Linked DNA regions of Homo sapiens: regions 2 and 3 are each linked to region 1. Evidence: chromatin loops called from intact Hi-C (ENCODE). Cell type or tissue: CD14-positive monocyte. All regions are shown on one strand.

Evidence for each region. A loop is a pair of places that touch in the nucleus more often than their neighbours do. Peaks named below come from ENCODE experiments on the same cell type or tissue, not always from the same donor. Only the 100,000 strongest peaks of a DNase experiment are listed, where the experiment ranks them.
Region 2: it touches region 1 in a loop (3-fold over the local background); 3 of 110 quality-filtered maps call a loop at or near these places.
Region 3: a loop joins it to region 1, with 3 times the contacts of the local background. A loop is called at or near these places in 6 of 110 quality-filtered maps.

What each region holds. Positions count from the first base shown.
Region 1 is chr12:128,777,592-128,785,591 of GRCh38, reverse strand. No RefSeq gene overlaps it. Among named protein-coding and RNA genes, the nearest start is that of SLC15A4, 42 kb to the left of the region's middle. In CD14-positive monocyte, CTCF peaks have their summits at 2,857 and 3,056 (motif pointing left); DNase peaks (open chromatin) are centred at 2,111, 2,381 and 3,091; H3K4me3 peaks cover 500 bases; H3K27ac peaks cover 734 bases.
Region 2 is chr12:128,858,448-128,866,447 of GRCh38, reverse strand. The region is part of intron 1 of GLT1D1 (glycosyltransferase 1 domain containing 1); the gene reads right to left. Among named protein-coding and RNA genes, the nearest start is that of GLT1D1, 9.0 kb to the right of the region's middle. In CD14-positive monocyte, no CTCF peak of the experiment used is centred here; no DNase peak of the experiment used is centred here; H3K27ac peaks cover 1,786 bases.
Region 3 is chr12:128,915,869-128,923,868 of GRCh38, reverse strand. The region is part of intron 6 of GLT1D1 (glycosyltransferase 1 domain containing 1); the gene reads right to left. Among named protein-coding and RNA genes, the nearest start is that of GLT1D1, 66 kb to the right of the region's middle. RefSeq lists an enhancer at 7,254-7,373. In CD14-positive monocyte, no CTCF peak of the experiment used is centred here; a DNase peak (open chromatin) is centred at 3,198; H3K4me3 peaks cover 320 bases; H3K27ac peaks cover 2,192 bases.

The sequences.
Region 1 (8,000 bases):
CTCAGGGGTTTGGGCGCCTCTGGAAGCTGGAAGAGGCCGGGAAATAGGTTCTCCCCCTGGAACCTGCAGGGGGAACACGGCTCTGTCAGCACGCTTGATTTTAGCCAGTGTGTTAATTCGTTCGGGCTGCTATGACCAGAATATTATTGGGACGGCTTCAACAACAGGAATAGATTCTTCAGAGTCCTGGGGGCTGCGGCGTCCAAGGTCAAGGCACTGGCTGATTGGATGGCTGGTGAGGCCCCTCCTGATTTGCCCACTGCCTGTTTCATGCTGTGTCCTCACGTGAGGCAGAGATCCTCTCCTTCCTATCCCTTCTCATAAGGGCACTAACCCCATCACGAGGGTGCCACCCTCCAGGCCTGATTGCCTCCCAAAGCCCCACCTCCTGATACCATCACCCTGGTGACTGGGCTGTCACATAGGAATTTTACCAGGCACAGTGTCTGGAGTGACCAGTGAGTCCCATTTCAGACTCTGACCTCCAGAACTGAAGAATAATACATCTGTGCTGTTTTAGGCCACCAGGTTTTCGATACTTCGTTGAAGCAGCAATAGGAAATGAATGGAGGATATTGGTTTGAATGTAGTAAAACTTCCAGGCCGCACTCACGTGCTTCGTCATGTTTTTGAAGCTACAGAAGTAAGTGATCATCTCACAGCCCTAAGGTAGTTCAGCATTCTCTCCTGGGTCTTTTGAATTTGGGGAAACCAGGGACTGGTTCCCTACCCCAGCTCCCCCGTAGGCAGCATGGTGAAGCTATCCTATGCCCCAGGGCTGAGATGGGGCATGAAGTTGAATGGAGTGCCAAAAATCTTGGTAGCCAGGATAAAAAATATTTAACTCAATATTTTAAAAACTCAAAATTAATGCAAAAAACTCCATGATGAAAAAAAGGCTGCAACAGTGAACACAGGCAGGACTGTTTCTGCCCTTTCAGACTCAGCCGCCCCCACCTCTCCTGCCAGGCCCTGCTGCACGTGGTCACTCCGTTTCTCAGCCCTTGGACTTGTCTATTTCAGACTGTAACATCCCTGGCACTCCCCCACGCGCAGCACAATCTCTGGCTACTCTGAAATGTAAATGGGTGACTTATCCAAAGCCACCTAAATGAGCCAGAATTTACAACTTCACTTCTATGTAAGTCATTTGTCTTTTCTAGAGGGAAGGAATGGACACAGTTCAGGGAGCATCAGAGAAGCTTCAGGGTGGATTTATGCTCAGCATTTAAAATCTTTAACCCAAACCAAGCCCGGTATACCCAAAGGACTTCCCGCTTACTGCTCTTTAGGGCTCAGATATTTCAAAGACATAAAGCAAACCACACAGGTCAGCATTTTTCTAATGTTCTGGACACCATGCTGAGTTCAAATCGACTCATTCACAATGAATCATAATAACATCGGAAGCAATGCCAAGAGAGTCAGAGAGGCCGGGCACAGAGGCTCACACCTGTAATCCCAGCACTTTGGGAGGGTGAGGCAGGCGGATCACTTGAGGTCACGAGTTCAAGGCCAACCTGGCCAACAGGGCAAAGTCCCGTCTCTACTAAAAAAACACAAAAATTAGCCAGGCGTGATGGTGAGTACCTGTAAGCCAAGCTACTCAGGAGATTCTCAAGTCTCCGCTGAGGCAGGAGAATCACTTGAACCCAGGAGGCGGAGGTTGCAGTGAGCCAAGATCACACCAGCGCACTCTAGCCTGGGTGACAGAGCAAGACTCCCTCTCAAAAAGAGGAAAAAAAAAATTAGCCAGACATGGTGGTGAGCACCTGTAAGCCAAGCTACTCGGGAGGCCGAAGCACGAGAATTACTTGAACCGGGGAAGTGGAGGTTGCAGTGAGCAGAGATCGTGCCTCTGCACTGCAGCCTTGGCCACAGAGAAAGACTCTATCTCAAAAAAAAGGAGAGTCAGAGAAGAAGATTCAGCCTGGTTATCATTGTGCATCAGAGGTCGTTCATTCATTCACTCCCATCATTCAGTCACTCAACAAATATCCCTCAGCCACCTGTATATTTATGCTGTAGCTCCATTTTAGACAGGGACACAGCAGTGAACTAAACAGGAACTCAGCTTTCCTGGAGCCCACATTTTCATGCAAGAGACAGAGAATAAACGTGTCATCAAACAGTCACATATCAGAAAGTGAAAGCGTTTTGAAGAAGCAATAGAAGATGATGTGATGCATGATGAAGATGGAGGAGGGGGTCTGCCTTAGGTTGGCTTGTCCAGGGACGCCGAGGGACCAGGAGCCAGCTTGCTAATATCGAAGGACAGAGTTTCAGGCCAGGAGAACTAAGGGAAAAGCCCAAAGTCAGGAGAAAGCTTGATGCATGCAGTGAACAGAAAGAAGGTCTGGGAGGGAGATGGGGGAGGCAGGGCTGACGTGTAGAGGCGGTGAGTAACTCCACACAGAGCAGGACTCCGGAGCAAACCACTTTCTTTTTTTTTTTTTTTTTTTTTTTTTTTGAGGTGGAATCTTGCTCTGTCACCCAGGCTGGAGTGCAGTGTCATGGTCTTGGCTCACTGCAACCTCCGCCTCCCGGGTTCAAACAATTCTCCTGCCTCAGCCTCCCAAGTAGCTGGGATTACAGGCGTGTGCCACCATGCACAGCTAATTTTTGTATTTTTAGTAGAGACCAGGTTTCACCATGTTGGTCAGGCTGGTCTTGAACTCCTGACCTCCAGAGATCTGCCTGCCTCAGCCTCCCAAAGCGCTGGGATTACAGGCATGAACCACCGTGCCCAGTGGCAAACCACTTTTTTTTTTTTTTTTTTGAGACAGAGTCTCACTCTCGCCCAGGCTGGAGTGCAGTGGCGCGATCTCAGCTCACTGCAACCTCTGCCTCCCGGGTTCAAGCGATTCTCCTGCCTCAGCCTCCCGAGTAGCTGGGATTAGAGGCGCCTGCCACCACACCCGGCTAATTTTTGTATTTTTAGTAAAGAGGGGAATTTGCCATGTTGGCCAGGCTGGTCTCAAACTCCCAACCTCAGGTGATCCGCCTCCCAGCAAACCATTTTTTAAGGATAGCCCCCACCTTCCGTCAAGCAGTTGGTGAGATTCCCATTAGATGTCCAGCATTTCTTATTCAGCCTGCTATCTAGTGGCCGAAACATAGAACTACAGGCTATTTTCAAAAACTGCAAAGAAATTTTCTTGAATGCCTCCAACAACGAAATTGTGCAGAGAAGAATACCGTTAGCTTTTGCCAGAATGTTCGTATGGAACCTGGTCACTCAAGTTGTTTTTCCAAAACCTCTTAGGTTCAAAGTCAATACGATTTTTGAACACACCAGTCGTCTGTCATGTACGGGGACATACGCCCTTGCAGATTTGCTCCCGCACTTTGAGAGAATGAACATGCCTCAAGCCTGGGCTTCCCTGGAAGACAGCCTGAGATGCGGCCTCAGGAGCAGGAGTGAGGAACAGGGAGTGAAACCGGGGAGAAAGGAGAGTAGGAGAAAGAGAAGTTCCGGAGCTGGTGGCCACCCTGGGTGCCTGGGGCCGGACTCCCTGGGTCCTTTGGAGGAGCCTTTTCAAATGCATCTCAGAGCTGTCTGCTTGGGCACAAGACAGGGTAGGCGGGGGAAGCTATCCATTGGTCTCATCCTCCCTCCACGAGCATGATTCCTTGAGCATAGCTGCCAGCTCCCGGGTTATCCAAGGGCCAGTGCTGAGCAGGTTTCCAGGCATCCCCACTGTGGAGTCAGAGGTGAGTTCTGGAAAGTCATCTAGGTGAACTGAGGGCACTCCTCGCATGGGAAGACCCGAACAGAGACGGCCAACTCAGAGGCGCTGACCTGGACAGACGCCTTGCACACACGCTGGAATTTTTCCCAAGACAGAAATGGTCTGGGAACCGCCAATGGGGCACTTCCCAGAGCGTTGGATCCAGACACCCTCCCCTCATTCACCCGGTTCTTCCAGGGACTAGTGTTGGCCCCTGTGAGTTCCAGGAGCCGGCGTTTCCAAAGCTGCTTGCTGTGCTGGAGGAGATTTTCATCCTGAGCCTTGGACCAGGTTGGGGCGGGTCAGATCCTGAGGCTACAGGAGGCCGAGATCACCAACAGGCACTCGCCGGCCGTGTGTGGCATTTGGGGACACTCTGCTCAGCTTGGAGATTATTTTCTTCAGTTGAACTAATAGCTCGGTGTCCTCGCTAGGGCTGCTGCAGGACCAGATTTCCACTGACTTCGTGGCTTACCCAACTGGAATTTATGCTCCCTGTTCTGGAGGCCAGAAATCTGAAATCACAGTATTGGCAGGTCTGGCTTCCTCCAGAGGCTCTATGCCTCTTCCATCTCCTGGTGGCTGCCAGCGTCCCTTGGCTTGTGGCGGCATCGCTCCCATCTCTGCCTCTGTCTTCACTTGGCCTCCTCTCTGTGTCTGTGTCCTTTCCTGTCTCTTAAAAGGACACTTGTCGTTGGATTTAGGGTCCACTCAATTACAAATGATCTCATCTCCATTCTCTTTTTGTTTTTTATTTTTATTTTTTTCTTTGAGATGGAGTCTTGATCTGTTGCCCAGGCTGGAGTGCAGTGGTGCCATCTTGGCTTACTGCAACCTCCGTCTCCTGTGTTCAAGCGATTCTCCTACCTCAGCCTCCCGAGTAGCTGGGATTACAGGCACCCGCCACCACGCCCGGCTAATTTTTGCATTTTTAGTAGAGGGGTTTTCACCAAGTTGGCCAGGATGGTCTTGAACTCCTGACCTCAGGTGATCCGCCCGCCTCGGCCTCCCAAAGTGCTGGGATTACAGGTGTGAGCCACCGTGCCCGGCCCTCATCTTCATTCTTCATGACACCTGCAAAGGCCCTGTTTGGGAATGAGACCACATTCTGAAGATCTGAGTGAGCATGAATTTTGGGGGAACACCATTCAAACCACTAAACACACTGGAGAAAGAATCAGGGGATTTTTTTACTTTAGAAAATCCAGACTTCTGGCCAGGTGTGGTGGGCTCACACCTGTAATCTCTGCACTTTGGGAGGCCAAGGCGAGTGGATCACCTAAGATTGGGAGTTCGAGACCAGCCTGGCCAACATGGTGAAACCCCATCTCTACTAAAATTACAAAAATTAACCGGGCATAGTGGTGGGCGCCTATAATTCCAGCTACTCAAGAGGCTTAGGCACGAGAATCACTTGAGCCCAGGAGGCAGAGGTTGCCATGAGCTGAGATTATGCCACTGCACTCCAGCCTGGGTGATAGAGTGAGACTCTGTCTCAAAAAGGAAAAAAAAAAGAAAAAGAAAAGAAAGAAAATCCAGACTTCCAAAGACATCAGAAAATTGGTCAAGATTGGATTCTAGGCCCTAGGCTGTCTCCTTTGGAAGGGGCATCTCTTCTGAATTGCTGCAGTTCTGGTGGCTCAGAAGAGGCACACCTATACCCTCTCCCTGGCTGGTTAGTGCATTGGCATCACCTACCTGGGCTGGGCAGGGTCTGAGTGTCTGGCCATTGATGTGAGAGAAGTTAATAGTTGGCAGAAAGTGCTGAGTAAGCTGCTGGCTTCACTATGGCCTTTCAAAATGAAACAAAATTGCTGTGCTTTGAAAAGTCCAGCATCAGGGGAGAATAGACCCTTCACTTCAGAACCTTTATAATGGTAGGTCACAGGTTAGAACAGAACACCTCCATGAATTTCTGTCTTGTGCAGACAATTCACATTACAGCAATTTATATCACTCCAATTAAGTAAAGCCATTACTTCCCTTACTCATTAGTTCAGATGGCTCTTATCTTGTTGAGAGAAGTTCATCCAAGACACAGAGACTTTATGTGGTCTAACCTTGCCTGAAGTAAAAAGAAAGTCTGTCTGCTGTTGCATGTAACCCTATAAAGGTTCATCAGTACTGGAGAGATAGATTTCTATATAAGGTTAGAAGCATCAGAAATCCAACACAGTCTGGCTTAAGCATGATAGGAAACTAATTGGTGCAAGTAAATGAAAGCCTACATGTGGATTTCAGGTATGGGTGGATCCAGCAGCTCACATCATGGTACCAGCACTCTGTCTCTTCCCATCTTTTGGGTATGGTTTTATCTGTGTTGACTTCACTCTCAATTTATTCTGCAAGGCTGCAAGAGCTTCTGATCCAGGAACTCCATGCTTTTATTCTACCAACATTGACCCCTGTGAAAATCAGGTTTCTCCTTCCCACAAGTTCCAATAAGAGTCTCAGAATTGATCTCGTTGGTTCTGACTGGAAAGGTTACAGACACATGCTCATCACCACAGCCAGGAATGTGCAAACCTCCCACTGGCCAGGACTGGTTCACACCACAGCCCTGGAAAGCAGATCAGGACCGGCTGTCCCAAACCACATGGATAAAGACTGGGGGACTGTGGCTCCCTGAGGAAATTCTGGGATACAGTTTTTTTTTGTTTCTAGGAATGGGGTCTTGCTCTGTTGCCCAGGCTGGAGTGCAGTGGTGCAATCGTGGCTCACTGTAACCTCAACCTCTCAGGTGCAAGCAATCCTCCCACTTCAGCCTCCAGAGTTGCTGGCACTACAGGCATGCATCACCATGCCCAGCTAATTTTTTAATTTTTATTCTTATTTTTGTGGAAATGGGGTCTCGCTATATTGTCAAGGCTGTCTTCGAACTCCTGGACTCAAGCAATTGTCTCGCCTCAGCCTCCCAAAGTGCTAGGATCACAGGTGTGAGCCATTGCACCCTGCCTTGGAATAGTGTTTCCAAAGTAACAGGAAGGAAACTTAAACAAATTAACAGATGTCTGTTACATATTGTGTTACCCATTGACATGGTTTGGCTGTGACCCCAACCAAATCTCATCTTGAATTGTAGCTCCCATAATTCCCACATGTCATGGGAGGGACTCTGTGGGAGGTAATTGAGTCATGGGGGCAGGTGTTTCCCATGCTGTTCTCGTGGTAGTGAATAAGTCTCACGAGATCTGATGGTTTTATAAAGGGCAGTTCCCCTGCACACACTCTTGCCTGCCACCATGAAAGATGTGCCTTTGCTCCTCCTTCACCTTCTGCCGTGATTGTGAGGCCTCCCCAGCCATGTGGAACTGTGAGTCCATTAAACCTCCTTTCCTTTATAAATTAGCCAGTCTCGGGTATGTCTTTATTGGCAGCGTGAGAACAGACTAATCCACCAATTTTACCTATTTGGACTTTTGTCTGGATCTCAGGCCTTCCTCCAAGTCCACAGCCCTCAACAGCCAAGCTCCCAGCACTCTGGGGAGTAGTTTACCAACTTAACACACAACCCTGCCCACATTGCTTTATCTCAACACCCATAGGTGGTCTCTGATCCAGGGAATGGTTCACGCCAGTCAGTTTCACCTAGACATGAATTTCAGGCAGGACCACTTTGCCAGAGGGTTGGTTTGATGGTGGCTTTTGAATGGAGGACTGACCAGATCCTGCCCAGAGATAGTCACAAGCTGATGTGGGGCACAAGCCTCAGACCCTCAGACAGTGGGGTGTGAGCTGGGTCATCAGAGGGGACCATGCAAAGAGGTGGTACAAGAAAGGGGACCCAGGGACCACCTGGAATGCAGCGTTTCTGAATCAGACCCATCCGTGCCACTATAATTGTTGCTATGTCTGCAAGTATGAGTTTACTGGGGCTTCCCTAACAAAGTACTGCCAGCTTCATGGCTCAATACCACAGAAATTCAATCTGTTCTGCAGGCAGACACGACTATTCTCATTTACACAGACAAGGTAACATGCATGGAGATATACAGCCCCTTGCCTGCATTGCTCATGTGGGAAGCAGGAGAGCAGGAATTTGACCCAAGAGAGTCTGCTCTGAAGACCATGTTTCTTCTTGTTTCTTCTTTTTTTCACTTTATATATCATTTTTATTCATTTTAAAAGTATACATTTAAGGCATACAACATGATGTTTTGATTACTACTGTCAAGCGTATTAACATACCCATTATCTCAAATAGTTACCTGTTTTTGAGTGTAAAAAGCACCTAAAATCTGTCATCCCATTTTTACTACAGAAAACACT
Region 2 (8,000 bases), 81 kb before region 1:
CAATAATAACATACTGTATATTTCAATTGCTTAAAAAAAGATTTTAAATGTTTTCACTACAAAAAATAATAAGTACAATTGCCGGGCGCAGTGCCTCACACCTGTAATCCCAGCACTTTGGGAGACTGAGGCGGGTGGATCACGAGGTCAGGAGATCGAGAGCATCCTGGCTAACATGGTGAAACCAGGTTGCTACTAAAAAATATAAAAAATTAGCCACGCATGGTGGCAGGCACCTGTAGTCCCAGCTACTCGGGAGGTTGAGGCAAGAGAATGGCATGAACCCGGCAGGCAGAGCTTGCAGTGAGCCAAGATCATGCCACTGCACTCCAGCCTGGGCAACAGAGCCAAGACTCTGTCTCAAAAAAAAAAAAAAAAAAGGTACAATCACCCCTGGGAATCTGTGGATAACAAAATCCAAGGATGCTTAAGTCCCAGATATAAAATGGCACAGCATTTGCATATCACCTTCACACATCCTCCTGTATACTTTAAATCATCTCTAGATTACTTATAATACCTAATACAATGGAAATGCTATTCAATAGTTGTTCTGCTGTATTGTTTGGGGTTTTGGGGGGGTTTTTGGTTTTTTGGGTTTTTTTGTTTTGTTTTGTTTTGTTTTCGTGGCAGAGTCTCGCCCTGTCACCCAGGCTGGCGTGCAGTGGTGCGATCTTGGCTCACTGAAACCTCTGTCTCCCAGGTTCAAGCGATTCTCCTGCCTCCGCCTCCCGAGTAGCTGGGATTATAGGCGCATGCCACCACGCCTGGCTAATTTTTGTATTTTTAATAGAGATGGATTTTGCCATGTTGGCCAGGCTGATCTCAAACTCCTGACCTCAGGTGATCTGCCCAATTCGGCCTCCCAAAGTGCTGGGATTACAGGCGTGAGCCACCGGGCCCGGCCTGTGTTGTTTTTTATTTCTATATATTTTTTAACATTTTGATCTGTAGTTGCTTGGAACTGCAGACATGGAACCCACAGATACGGAATACTGACTGTCTTCAAGGTGATAGACATGTTCATTACCGTGATATAATCATTCCACAATGTATTCATAGTCCAAAACATCACATGGTATCCCATAAATATATATAATTACTAGTTGTCAAACTAAAAGTAACAATGTAAATTTTAAAAATAAATTCAAATAAACAAAAAATAACATCAGTGGGTATTATATCAGAATATCAGAAAAGCAGGTGCTATGGGCCTGACGTGGGATGTGCTGGGCTTTGGGAGTTCACAGGGGTCTGGGAAGGTTATGTCACTGAGGGGCCCACAGCGCAGAGGATAGCAGGTCCTGGCAGAAGCCTCGGCGTGTGTTGGATGTGAAGCAGAGAAGAGATGCAATCTGGCTGAGCATTTCACCAGACTCAGCCTGACTGCTGTGTTGAAAGTGAAAAGAGACAAGCTAAGAGGCTTTGGCAATGAACCAGGGAGGGCTGGGGTGGTGACACCTTCCCTCTCCTCCAGCCTCTGAGGTCCTTATCTGTCCTGCTACCAGCAGCTCATGGCCTTGCCTCCTCTACAGAGAAAGTCACAGCTGCAAGACAGGCACACCGTCAAGTGCCCCCCACCATGCCCACCCCTCTGGCACATGCAGGCCTCTGGGCCTCTCCCTGAGGTCCCAGCAGAGGCCACACTCCTTCTCCAGCTCACCCCTCCCCAACAGCTCAGGAGTTAACCACCCCCACAGTCATGCCTCTCCCTGTTTCCTCTTCCCACTCACATTCAGGCAGCATCAAATATGCCCGAGCCCCTTAGAAGGTTTCCCCAGCAACCCAGCATCCTCCCCGAATCAGGCTCTACTCTCTCCTCCCCTGCTCATCGCAAAAGGACTTCTGGAAATGAAAGTGTGGCACACATTCACCGTCTCCATCTCCCATGGCTGCCCACTCCTGGGCTTCCACCTGCCACTACTCCTGCGGAACAAGATCAGACAAGATCTCCACGGACCTTCAGGTGCCAACCCTCACTGCCCCTTTGGCGTCTTGAGCAGATGGGCCTGTTAGCAACATCCAGCCTCGCTAACCAGCCCTTCTGCTTGGGAAATTCCTCTTCTTCGGCTTCCCTAAGTTTTCTGGATTTCCGGGGCCCTCTGCCTTCCCAGCCTGTCTCCTTTCTGATCATGTTATATCCCAGTTTGCCCCACCCCTAGTGCAGGACTAAGCAAACTTCATCCCACACTCAGCTTCTCATCTTCAGCCCGGAAGCCTCTCGGAGTGCCCGTGGGTTGCAACTGCCCTAATTCAACAAAAACTTACAGTGTGTCGTCTGACAGGCACCTCGCAGTCAGCATGTTAAGACTCTCCTGCCCCAGCCGAGCTGGCATCAGCCAGCATTCCACGTGCAGGGACCTGCCCACAGTGCACACAGCGGCACAAGCCAGGCCCCTGGAAGTCCCCCTAGTGCTCTTCTCTCCCCGCTGCCACAGCATCGCAGGGTCCTTCCAGATAGTATTCAGATCTATACACTTTTTTTTTTTTTTTTTTTTTTTTGAGATGGAGTCTTGCTCTGTCGCCCAGGCTGGAGTGCAGTGGCACGATATTGGCTCACTGCAAGTTCCACCTCCCGGGTTCACGCCATTCTCCTACCTCAGCCTCCCGAGTAGCTGGGATTGCAGGTGCCCGCCACCACGTGTGGCTACTTTTTTTGTATTTTTAGTAGAGACGGGGTTTCACTGCGTTAGCCAGTGAAACCCAAAATTATTACTCTAACTTTCCCCTGCCTTCCTGTGTAAAACCTGACCATAAAGAAATTATCCCAGGCCAGGTGCGGTGGCTCACGCCTGTAATCCCAGCACTTTGGAAGGCCGAGGCGAGTGAATCGCCTGAGGTCAGGAGTTCAAGACCAGCCTGACCAACATGGTGAAACCCCGTCTCTATTTACTAAAAAAATACCAAATTAGCTGGGTGCGGTGGCACATGCCTGTAATCCCAGCTACTTGGGAGGCTGAGGCAGGAGAATCACTTGAATCCAGGAGGCAGAGGTTGCAGTGAGCCGAGATCACGCCACTGCACTCCAGCCTGGGCAACAAGAGCAAAACTCCATTTCAAAAAAAAAAATAATAAATTATCCAAACTACCTTGTTTGATTGCAAGTCACAAAGCTCCCATTCCAGAGCGGGCCTGCCTTGTACCAGAAGGAAAGAAGGCTGCACAGAGGGGCGAAGATGAATCCAGACAGACTCGCCTTGCTGGGCCTCCCCAAGCAGTCTATCGGTGTTCGATCAGACCCTTTTCATCCCATCCTATTCCCATGTGGCTGTCCGTACCTTGTTGAACCTAAGCATAAACTGGCCAGTCTCTCGTGTCTCTGGGTCTTCATTCTGAAGGCTCCCATGTCATGTAAAACTATGACCAACACAGGTGTGTGCCGTGTCTCCTATGAGTCTGTCTTTGCCCAGCTGGTTTTCAGTGAACCCTCAGAGGGGGAAAGGGAAGCTCTTCCTTGGACCCTACGCCCTCTGGAACTAGGTCGGCTCTATTCAGAGTCCTCTCTCTGTCATCACCCTACACTTCTCTGTCATAGCACTGATCGTATCACAATCAGACAAATGTTTGGGTAATTACGTGCTTGTGTCTGTCTTCCATGCTAGAATGCTAGACTTGTCTTCCAAGTGACAATGCTTAGCATCGAGCTGATGTGCGCAAGCTGTCTGTGGTTGAGCGGCTGCCTCCTGAGGACAGGGACTGCTGACGCCGGCTCTGTGTGTAGCGCCTACACAGCACTGTACCCATGGGAGACGCTCAAAAAATATCTGCTGAATGAAGATATTAACAACTTTCTTTTTGTGTGATACAGGGTCTCATTCTGTTGCTGCCCAAGCTGGAGTGCAGTGGTGCCATCATGGCTCATCACAGCCTCAACTTCCCTGGGCTCAAGTGATCCTCCTGCCTCAGCCTTCTGAGTAGCTGGGACCACTATGCTCAGCTAATTGGTGTATGTTTTGTAGAGATGGGGTTTCACCATGTAGCCCAGGCTGGTCTCAAACTTCGGAACTCAAGCAATCTGCCTGCCTCAGCCTCCCAACGTGTTGGGATTACAAGAGTGAGCCACAGCGCCCAGCAACAACTTTCAATGGCTATCTTTGTGGTTTTTTTTTTTTTTTTTTTGAGACAGAGTCTCACTCTGTCACCCAGGCTGGACTGCAGTGGCGCAATCTTGGCTCATTGCAGCCTCCACCTCCCAGGCTCAAGCAGTTCTCCTGTGTCAGCCTCCTGAGTAGCTGAGATTACAGGCATGCACCACTATGCCCAGCTAATTTTTGTATTTTTAGTAGAGACAGGGTTTCACCATGTTAGCCAGGCTGGTCTCAAACTCCTGACCTCAAGTGACCTGCCTGCCTCAGCCTCCCAAAATGCTGGGATCAAAGGCGTGAGCCACCGCGGCTGGCCTCAATGGCTATCTTTGGACGTGGAAAAATTAGTAACAAGATCTTCAAAAAACAAACAAAACCAAGGAAGGCAGAAAAAATAAAATAGCCTCCTTGTCTGAACTTCATCTGCATTCACACTTTCCTTTGACTCCTCAAAAGAAAATCTAGAAAACCTGAAAACTTTTCCTCATACTTTTTTTTTCTTCCCAAATGCTTGACACAGAGAATTCAGAATGATGCGGCCAGAAAGTAGCCGGGCCTGGAAGGGAAAGTACTGCCTTGGATGCAAAGGATGTTTGCATTTCTTCCTTCGCTTTCTCTCCTTTCTGGTCCGTGTCCTGTAGTGCTCCGATCTGCCCCCATTATCTAAAATGCTTCCCATTCCGACAAACACACCTTTGCACTCTCCGTTCCAGATGGAGAAACACAACAAACACACAGTCACCACCCCGCTGCACCAAGTCCAGCTATGAGTGTGACAACATTTGCCATCATTCTGATGTCAACACACTCCTGGCTGGACTGAACTGCCCCTTGGGCTTCCCTGCTCTGGGCCGAGGAGGACCAAATGCTCTATTTTGTTCTCTTCCCGAGACCATCTTCACGCATTTCCCCAGTACCCTTGGCAGCTCTGCAGACAATACCCTAGGCATGCAACTCAGTTATCTAGTGAATATCTGATATCAAGATGTAGAGCACGGGTCAGAAGGCCTTTCCTGGAAGCAGACAGAGAGGAAATACCTTTGGGTTCGTGGGTCAGAGGGCCTCTGTTCTAACTACTCCATTCTGCCCCTGAGAAGCAAAAGCAGAAATGTGAACAACACGTAAGCGTATAATAGTATAGCTGGGGCCACTACAACTTTATTTACAAAACTGGCAGGGAGGCTGCGTTTCACCCCGGGCAGGCAGCAGTTTGTCGCCCTGGTTTTAGAAGATGATTTCAGTGTTTCCAAGGACTAGCCTCCTGTTTTAGCATAACGGGGGGCACCCTTTGAAACAACTCCACAACTTACTCTCGGCGTGAATATTTTTTACATCCACTCCTTGTGCAGTTTATCCCCCTCCACAGGTGACATGAACTTGGTTCTCTAGGTGTCAGACTCTATTTTTTCACTTACCAGAGCTGCTTTTAATTTTGAACTTCACCGTTAGAAACTGACCTAGACCAATTTCCCCGGTTCCGTGAGGACGGCCTGGCTCTCCTGGCAAATGTTCATTCTCAGGGGATCAGAGGGGGGTGGGGACCCTTCTGACCTCTTCCTTCCAACCTCACCACCAGGTGTGCCCTACAATGAGAGGAACTCTCACTCCAGATTCAGCCACACACACACAAAACGGTCTATTCTGCTGGGCTGCAGAACTCTCTGTGTTCTCCAAGCACCCTGCCCGAAGGATCGAGTCCACACTGGACCATACTGGCAGCCACACTAGCCAATCTAGTTAAGCCAGATGACAGAGGGTTATGGCAGGGATGCAAGACCAAATAGAGCTGGCAACCCCTCAAGGGCTGCCCAGCAGGTGAGGGCTCCCTGACTTCTTGGTCAAAAGCCTGTGTCGTCTTCCCAGTGAACCACATATCTTAGACACTACTAATTTCTTTTTGTTGAGACGGAGTCTCACTCTGTCACCCAGGCTGGAGTGCAGTGGTACAATCTCGGCTCACTGCAACCTCTGCCACCTGGGTTCAAGCGATTCTCCTGCCTCAGCCTCCCGAGTAGCTGGGACTACAGGTGCCAGCCAACACGCCTGGCTAATTTTTGTATTTTCAGTAGAGATGGGGTTTTACCATGTTGGCCAGGCTGGTCTTGAACTCCTGACCTCAGGTGATCTGCCCGCCTCGGCCTCCCAAAGTGTTGGGATTACAGGCGTGAGCCACCGCGCCAGCCTAATTTCTGAAATGCTTTATGCTAATGAACAAATCTTCTGACGTGGGTTGCTAATGTTACATTGCTTAGGAGACATCTCTAGAGTGTAGGTGCCACATTAGGGTATTCAGAATACTCGCTAGCAGCTCACAGGTTATACTTAAAGGAAACTTACACACCCTGAACACTTTATACTGAAGAATATTTAACGTGACACACAGACAATACGACATCAATTCTCAAGTTATTGATCCCCCAGATTTTTTGCCCAAGAAACACATTATTCCATTCTGTCACCTACATCTTCTAAAAAACTACTAGACAGCAGAAGCTTTAGATTTTCCTGTCTTTTTTTCCCAGTATTTTCCCTCTATCATGAAGGAAATCACAGGTTTTTCTCTCCTTCATTCCCCACACTCAACTGCCAAGTCCTGTTCATTTTACTTCTTAAATATGCCAAACCCAAATACATACATGATTTTCAACTACACACAAATCTCATGGCCTTTCATGGTGCAATCCTGTTTTTGGCACAAAACTGAAGGTGTCGCGTGGCCCTGTCTCCCTCTCCAGCCACATCTCCTGACCCCACCTAGAGAAGGGTTCATCAGCAAAGCCCTGTTCACATGTGGAGCAGGGTCACTCTTGGGGAGGGGCTGCCCTGTGCACTACAGGGTGTGGAGTGGCGTCCCACTCAATGCCAGTAGCCCCCAACACTAGTGGTGACAGCGAAGTATGTCTCCAGACCTTGCCCAACGGCCCTGGGGGCAAAATGGCTCCCCCTCCTCGGCACATCCTCTGTGCCCCATGCTCTTCCGGAGGCAGAGTCGCTGATCTACAGGATTCTGTGCTGTGAAGGCTGCGTGACTCTCAGCTCTGGAAGAGATGGTCTCTTCCCATCCCATTGGTTGACGCTCTGCCTAAGACGCCTCCCCCTCCGTTCTCCCACCTTGCTAACTAAGGCCCATTATGCTGATTAATAGCTCACAACTGTTGTTGATGAAAAGAGTCAAACTCTGTAAAATATTAAGAGATTTATTCTGAGCCAAATATGAGTGACCATGGCCTGTGACACAGCCCTCAGGAGGTCCTGAGAACATGTGCCCAAGGAGGTCGAGGTACAGCTTGGTTTTACACATTTTAGGGAGGCATGAGACATCAATCAAATACATTTAAGAAATACATTGGTTTGGTTCAGAAAGGCAGGACAACTCAAAGCATGGGGGTTGCGGGGAGGAAGGGCAGTTCCAAGCTATAGGTCAATTTAAACATTTTCTGGCTGACAATTGGTTGAGGCTTGTCTTAAGACCTGGGATCCATAGAAAGGAAATGTTCAAGTTAAGATAAAAGACTGTGGAGACCAACGTTCCTTTGAAGTCTTACGGTGGCTGCCCTTAGAAACAATAAATGACAAATTTTTCCTCTTCAGATCTTTAAAAGGTGCTAGACTTTTAGTTAATCTCTTCAGGATTGGGAGGGCATGGAAGAAAAAGATCTAGCTATGTTAATGGAGATTTTTTTTTTTTTTTTGAGACTGAGTCCCCCTCTGTTGCCCAGGCTGGAGTGCAATGGTGTGATCTCAGCTCACTGCAACCTCTGCTTCTGGGTTCAAGCAATTCTCCTTCCTCAGCCACCCAAGTAGCTGGGATTACAGGTGTGTGCCACCACGCCCAGCTAATTTTGGTATTTTTAGTAGAGACGGGGTTTCACCATGTTGGCCAGGATGGTCTCCAATGCCTGACCTCAAGTGATC
Region 3 (8,000 bases), 140 kb before region 1:
CACAGTCCAAATTCCTATAGTGAATCTGCTCTCTAAAGTGAGGGATCCTGGCCAGACGCAGTGGCTCACGCCTGTAATCCCAACATTGTGGGAGGCGGGAGGGCAGATCACCTGAGGTCAGGAGTTCGAGACCAGCCTGACCAACGTGGTGAAATCCCGTCTCTACTAAAAATACAAAAATTAGCTGGCTGTGGTAGCAGGCACTTGTAATCCCAGCTACTGGGGAGGCTGAGGCAGGATAATCGCTTAAACCCGGGAGGCGGAGGTTGCAGTAAGCAGAGATGGTGCACTGCACTCCCAGCCTGGGTAACAGAGTGAGACTCCATCTCAAAAAAAAAAAGAAAAGAAAAAAAGTGAGGGATCCAGACCAAGACATCTGCAGATACAGGAAAAAGCTGAGCCTTATTAGCAAAGACTTTGGAGGCATTAGAAGGTCCAAACCCCCCACCACAGAACAAATGGGAGCAGGTGGTGCATCCTGCGGTGGCTTATTACAGCTCAGTACACGACGCATGCAATAGAAATTGCTAATATATTTTACACAAGCCGACCTAAAACTTCAGCATTTATAACCTGTATAATTGGCCATAAAATTATGCAGGTTCAAGGTTTTCTTTCCCAGCACAGGCATTCGTCCATTATTTAATTCAAGCACTTTCATTTTCTCTATGCTATTCCAAATCTTGAACAAGAATACAACTAGTGTGAATATAATGACTTATGGCGACACCACTTTAATGCAATCACAAAAGCTTCAAAAAATTAATACCCAACGGGAGCAAATCTTACTGAAATGTTAAGATCGAGATGTCGCTCTTAGAAAAGCCTTGGAAAATTGTCACAGCCTCTGAATAAGCCGCTGACAATCTGCATTGTCAATTTTCATTGAATATGTAGAGTTTTTAATATTTCCTTAATACTCTTTTTTTTTTTTTTTTTTTTTTTTGAGATGGAGTCTCAGCCTGTAGCCCAGGCTGGAGTGCAGTGGTGCGTTCTCGGCTCACTGCAACCTCTGCCTCTTGGGTTCAAGCGATTCTCCTGCCTCAGCTCCCTGAGTAGCTGAGACTACAGGCACAGGCCATCATGCCCGGCTCTTTTTGGTATTTTTGGTACAGATGAGGTTTCACCATGTTGGCCAGGCTGGGCTCAAACTCCTGACCTCAGGTGATCCACTGGCTTCATCCTCCCAAAACGCTGGGATTACAGGCATGAGCCACCGCACCTGGCCCTTTCCTTAATATTCTAAGTATCCTGAAGCTAACTTTAGAAATGCAAACCTTAGTGAGTCCTTGTTTGACCAAAAGTCTAAGCTAGACGCTACATGCAGAATTTGAATTGTAGGTCAGAAGAATTTGAGGTTAGGCATTTGAATATGAGGTCAAGAGTCAAGCTATTCATTTTAATAAATGATTGTTAAAAATGGAGAAAACTTTTCAAGATTGAGAGGTCAGGTAGGAGAAACAGTCCAAGCCTACATTACTAGGCAAAAGCCACTAATGAATGCTAAAATTTGCAAGTGAAAGTTTGATGAGGATAGAGATTAAGAGCACCCTCTCAAAAATTACTTACTAATTACAAAGGAAATATAATACCTGTACAGTACACGGAGAAACCAGGGAATACCAGTTTAACTAGGGGAGGAAGCCTTAGCCCAGCACACATAGCTGGTGTGTATACACACACACACACACACACACACACACACAGAGTTTACATAGTCAGAAAAAGATCTCCAGTATTGGGACAAGCTGACGCTGTACACATCCATATGTGACACACTGAGAAGGGAGAAACATCACTTCCCCCATATTCTTGATGTGCATGGAATGTCTATTCATATACACAGAAGGGGGAAGAGGGAAAGAAGGAAGGTACAAGGAGAATCACAAAGGTACCAAAAAGAGGGGGAAGTCAAGAATCAGTATTACCGAATTGGAAAAAAAAAAAAAAGTAAATGTCAAACAAACAAACAATCTACAAAGATGGCATCCAGAGATGGTATTGAAAGCACTGTGTGAAGAACGCAGGTGACGTCAAGATGAAGAGACTCTGTTTAATTCTTCATTTTTGCTATGTGAGAAGTATGAGTGCTGGAAACCTATGTTGTTCCTCTACTCTGACACACTTAGCTACTGAGAACTCGAGGCTCTGAAGACGCATTGGCATTTTGGTCACACAGGCTGTAAAAAAGTGGCCCTCCAACTACCCCCGTCCTGGGATCCCTTGGAAAGATGGCCCTGAGAAGAGAATAATCCATAAGATACAATATTGATTTTCAGAGTTTTTTGACTATGACATACGGTAAGATAAACATATTATGTTGCAACTCAGTCACACGAGATATATAAATACACACATACACATACATAGACATAGAGTTTATATATGATTAAAAACATACTTTAGGCTGACTACATGCAAGCCACTTCGATGTTTTCTATTTGATTTCACTTCAATGTTTAAAAGTGCTGGTCCCTAACTTACTCAATTCATTATGAGACCCCTGACCTGCAAGACGCTGCAGGGAGATGGAGTGAATCCTATATTCCTTTCCTCTCCCCTCATCTTCTTCCTGGGTTGGAGATTAAGTGTAATGGGAATATAGGAAACTAAATTAGAAAATGATAGAATAAAGGGCTATAGACTTGTCTTACTCTAGGTTAAAAAAAAAAAACTAAAAGAAAGAGACAGCATTTGGATTTGAGTAGCTTATGTGCACTTTCCACATACCAAAATATCATTCACCAAAAATAAAGATTATAGAGGAAAAATCCTGATCAAGTGTTCAAGGGCTCAGGCTCATCACACGTAAGCATCAACTCTGATGAATTACACTTCGGGCTCCCTAAAGCCCCTGACAGCTTTAAGGTGGTATAAATTCTTAGCTTTTAACAAAGAACTATTAAATAAGGTTGGCCTGCTGATGCTCAGAGACAGGGCACATACCTGACTAATTTTTTTAATAAATGTTGTCTCCTCCTTTTAATGCCAAACTTATTTTTATTACCTTTGCTTTTCCTCTAATATCTAGGTTATCCATGAGTCAAGATTTGAACTCGTCACTTAACAAATGTCTTTCCGATAGAACCATTTCCTGGAGAACGGTATTTTTATCTTCAAAACAAAATGTGTTGTTTTCACGATCTGGCATATTGCTGCCAACAGCTACACTCCACATTGCTTAATCTCCCAAGTATGAGTCATGAGCGGGCTCAGGAACAGAAACCCAATCCACGCTGAGGCAGTCTCTATGCCCTGTATTCTATTCTAGAAGCTGTCTTTATTATTTTCTTTTTTCTTTCTTTCTTTTTTTTGAGACAAAGTTTCACTCTTGTTGTCCAGGCTGGAGTGCAATGCCGCAATCTCACCTCACTGCAACCTCCGCCTCCCAGGTCCAAGCAATTCTCCTGTCTCAGCCTCCCAAGTAGCTGGGATTACAGACATGCACTACCACACCTGGCTAATTTTTGTATTTTTAATAGAGACAGGACTTCACCATGTTGGTCAAGCTGGTCTTGAACTCCTGACCCTCAAGTGATCCGCTGCCTCGGCCTCCGGCCTCCCGAAGTGCTGGGATTACAGGCGTGAGCCACTGCGCCAGGACACACTCTTCATTATTTTTCACTTGTTATTACAAAAAAAAAGTACTTCAGTCGAACACATTAGACTTACTAAATTATAGCTGAAAAAGCTGATTTGGGGGCTATGCAAGAATAAAGGCTTCTACTAACACTAGTTTTCCATACAAAAAACAAGTGAGTTTTCCTAGGACTAGCCTGAGGAAGAAAAGTGCTACAATCTGAGTTAGGCAAATTTGAGTTTCCATTATAGAAATACAAATAGAGTTGACAGAGAGATAGAGAGAGAGATGGAGGGGGAGAGAGAGAGAGAGAGAGAGAGAGAGAGAGAGAGAGAGAGAGAGAGAAATAAGCAATAAAACTAGAAATACAATAAAACAGAAATCAGAAAAACAGGAAGGAGTTACCCAGTCAATTTAAGCTTTCATACGTTTTAGGTTTGATAGCCTGAAAGGAATCATGACTTTAGATGTGTTGGTTATTGAAATTTAAAGGCAAAATTCATAGAACATGGAATCATCACATTTAAAATGTATCTAGAAATGCACAGAAAAACTCAAAGACCAGGTAACTAATTTGATGTCTACACATCTATCTTCCAATCAGAATAGCTATTGTCAATATCGTGTGAAAAAATTACAACCATGCCATTTACTACACTTAACCTGCTTTATTATTTATTTGTTCTTAGTTGACCTGTTTGTATGTGAGATAATGGTAAGCATAAGAGGGGTTTGATGTTTTAAATTAAGGAGACTTACTCATTCTTTAGCTGGGGCTTAGAGATAGAATTGAGTATGGTCAGAAAACCTGTGACATGCCGGAAGAGGAGAATGCATCGCCACGTGGACATCAGACATTTAAGAAGCACACTACACACCCTGGTGACTAATCAATCACTCAACTGTTTATATGCAGTGTTAAATGAAGCCCTTCCCACCCACTCCCCCTGATTTCAAGGTTAATAGTTGGTGAGAAGGCAGATGGTATCTGATCACTAATAGTGTCTACCAACTTCACTCTACCTTCTGTTTTCACTGTCTGAAGCTCCAAGTGGGAGGGACAAATCACAGTCACAGGTTTCCAATGCTCCAGAGGCCAAGGGAAGATAGAGTAAGGTTGATGAGGACGGCCCATCCCCAGAGCCTGAGAGACGACAAAGACAAACGATGGCACAAATGCGAACAGATGCCTGATCATAAAACCCAGAGACGCAGATTAATCCTACATCTACCCTTAAGCCGTTATCTGCCACTGTCAGCTATCAGAGCCACAACCAGTCTCTCTAAGCCCATATATTCTGAATACATTTACAACTTCTAATTGCACACATTAAGATTAAGCAGCAGCCAAGTAGGTCTCCAGAGGAAAACGCTTTGTAAGGAGTGTTTAAAATCTCCTGGCTGTTCCCTTAATCATTCAATAGCAAGACCAACGAAACAGTCAACCCTGAGACTATGGAATGTGATGACAAATCATTCTCCTACTGGAAATTATGAATCTTAGTTACAACGCCATTGCGTCCTGTGATAGATTGAAGACAGACTAACCTTACAACAGGAAATTGAAAATGGGCCCACTCGTTCTGAATAATGGTACATGTAACTGACATGACAAAGCAGCTGAGGTCGTGTGGGTTCATCTGTAATACTGAGAACAGCCATGCTAGTGTGGCTGAGATTGATGAATACACTACGAAAATTATTTCTGATAAAATGCTTGGAAATTTTTCTTTTCAATAGAACTTAATACTGACATAGAGTATGTGGTAGAGGCTTTGTTTCAAGTCTTTTTTGTTTCATTTTATCTTATTTTATTTTAAGTTCCAGGATACGTGTGCAGGATGTGCAGGTGTGTTACACAGGTAAACGTGTGCCATGGTGGTTTGCTGCATCTATCAACCCATCACCTAGGTATTAAGCCCAGCATGCATTAGCTATTTTTCCTGATGCTCTCCTGATGCCCCCAGCCCTACCCTCTCCTGACAGGTCCCAGTGTGTGTTATTCCCCTCCCTGTGTCCACATGTTCTCATTGTTCAGCTCCCACTTATAAGTTGAGAACATGCGGTGTTTGGTTTTCTGTTCCTGCCTTAGTTTGCTGAGGATAACGGCTTCCAGCTTCATCCATGTTCCTGCAAAGGACATGATCTTGTTCGTTTTTATGGCTGCATAGTATTCCACGGTGTCTATGTACCACATTTTCTTTATCCAGTCTATCACTGATGGGCATTTGGGTTGATTCCATGTCTTTGCTATTGTGAATAGTGCTGCAATGAACATACACGTGCATGTATCTTTATAACAGAATGATATATATTCCTTTGGGTATATACCCAGTAATGGGATTGCTGGGTCAAATAGTATCTTTGTGGAATTGCCACACTGTCTTCCAAAACGGTTGAACTAATTTACATCCCCACTAACAGGGTAAAAGCGTTCTTATTTCTCCACAAGCTCGCCAGCATCTGTTGTTTTTTGGCCTCTTAATAATCGCCATTCTGACTGATGTGCGATGTTATCTCATTGTGGTTTCGATTTGCATTTCTCTAATGATCAGTGGATGATGAACTTTTTTCATATGTTTTTTGGCTGCATGTATGTCTTCTTGTTTCAAGTCTTTAGCATGAAAACAGACTTGGGGTGTCTTTCTGTTTGCTGAGGGCAGAGAATTGATTTTGCATCTTCAGTCTCTTCTTAGAAGTTTGCAGCAGGAGGCTAGGCGAGGTGGCTCATGCCTGTAATCCCGGCACTTTGGGAAGCTGAGGCAGATGGCTTACTTGAGCTCAGGAGTTGAAGACCAGCCTGGCCAACATGGTGAAAACCCTCTCTCTCCAAAAAATACAGAAAATTAGCCAGGTGTGGTGGGGCGTGCCTGTAATCCCAGCTACTTGAGAGGCTAAGGCAGGAGAATCGCTTGAAGCCAGGAGGTGGAGGTTCAATGTAACAGGATTTTACAGAAATTGATGAGTTGAGCCCCAAATTTAAATTGATATGCAAAAAACCTAGAATAGCTAAAATAATTCTGAAACAAAGTTATTGACTAACACTACTTGGTTTCTAGACTTACTATTACCCTATACCAACAAAACAGCATGATATTGGAATAAAGATAGGCATAGATAATGGAAGGCCACATACAGTAAACTGACTTTCAACGAAGGCACCAGAGCAATTCAATGGGCAAAGAAAAACATTTCCAATAAATGACGCCGGAACCATCTGGATATTGTTAAGAAAAAAAAACAGATCCCTACCTCATACAACACACAAATAGTAATTTCAGATGGATTTATAATCTTAAATGAAAGAGCTACAGCACTAAAACTTCTAAAGACATTTTAAAAAGAAAGAAAAACATCTTTGTGACCCTAGGGTAGGTAAAGATTTTGTAGACAGGACTCAAAAGCACTAACCATCAAAGAAAAAGTTTGATAAACTCGACTTCAATAAAATTTAAGCCTCTTCTGCTCTTCAAAAGACATGGTTAAGCAAACAAAAATATAAACCAGATAATGGGAGAAAATATTAACAATATATTTATCTGACAAAAGGCTTGTACCTAGAATATAAGGAAGTTCTACAAACCAATAATTAGAAGACACACACACACAATTGGCTAGACACTCACGAAACAAGATACATGAATGGCCAACGCGCACATAAAAAGGTGCTGAACAAAATTAATCATCAGGGAAATGAAACTTAGAAGAATGACAATGAGACACCATTTCATTATCTCCCTAGAACAACTAAAATTGAAAAGACTGTCTACTCCACCGGTGGGCAAGAATGTGGAGTAACTGAAGCTCTTGTCAGCTTCTGTGGAAGTGTAAGATGGCACACCTTGGAGAACTGTTTGGATATTTTTTATAATGTTAATCATATAGTCAAGCTATTTGACTTAGAGGCATTTATCCAAGAGAAGTGAAAACATAGGTCACCAAAAAACCTTGCACAAGGATATTCATAGTAAATGTATTTGTAACGGTTAAAAATGGAAAACAAGCTAAAAGTTCATCAATAGAAGAAGAGATAAACAATTTGTGATATATGGAATGAAATACACCATTCCAAAATAGAATACTAAGAAAAAAGGTCTACAGATACACACAATAGGGATAAATCTCAAACACATTAGTTGAACAAAGAAAGCCAGATACAAAAAATTATTCAATGCATGACTCCACTTAGATGAAGTTCAAGAACAGGTAAAACTAATCTAAGATAAGAAAAATTAGACTAGGAATCGCCTATAAAGAGACAGAAATTAAATATGGAAGAGGGCATGAGAGAACTTTCTTGAGTGGTGGAAATGTTATCTATCTTGATTGGGGTATTTGTCACATGGGTATATACATTTGTCAAACATTTGCCTAATTTTACACTTGAGATCTCTGCATTTCACTGCATACAAACTATAGA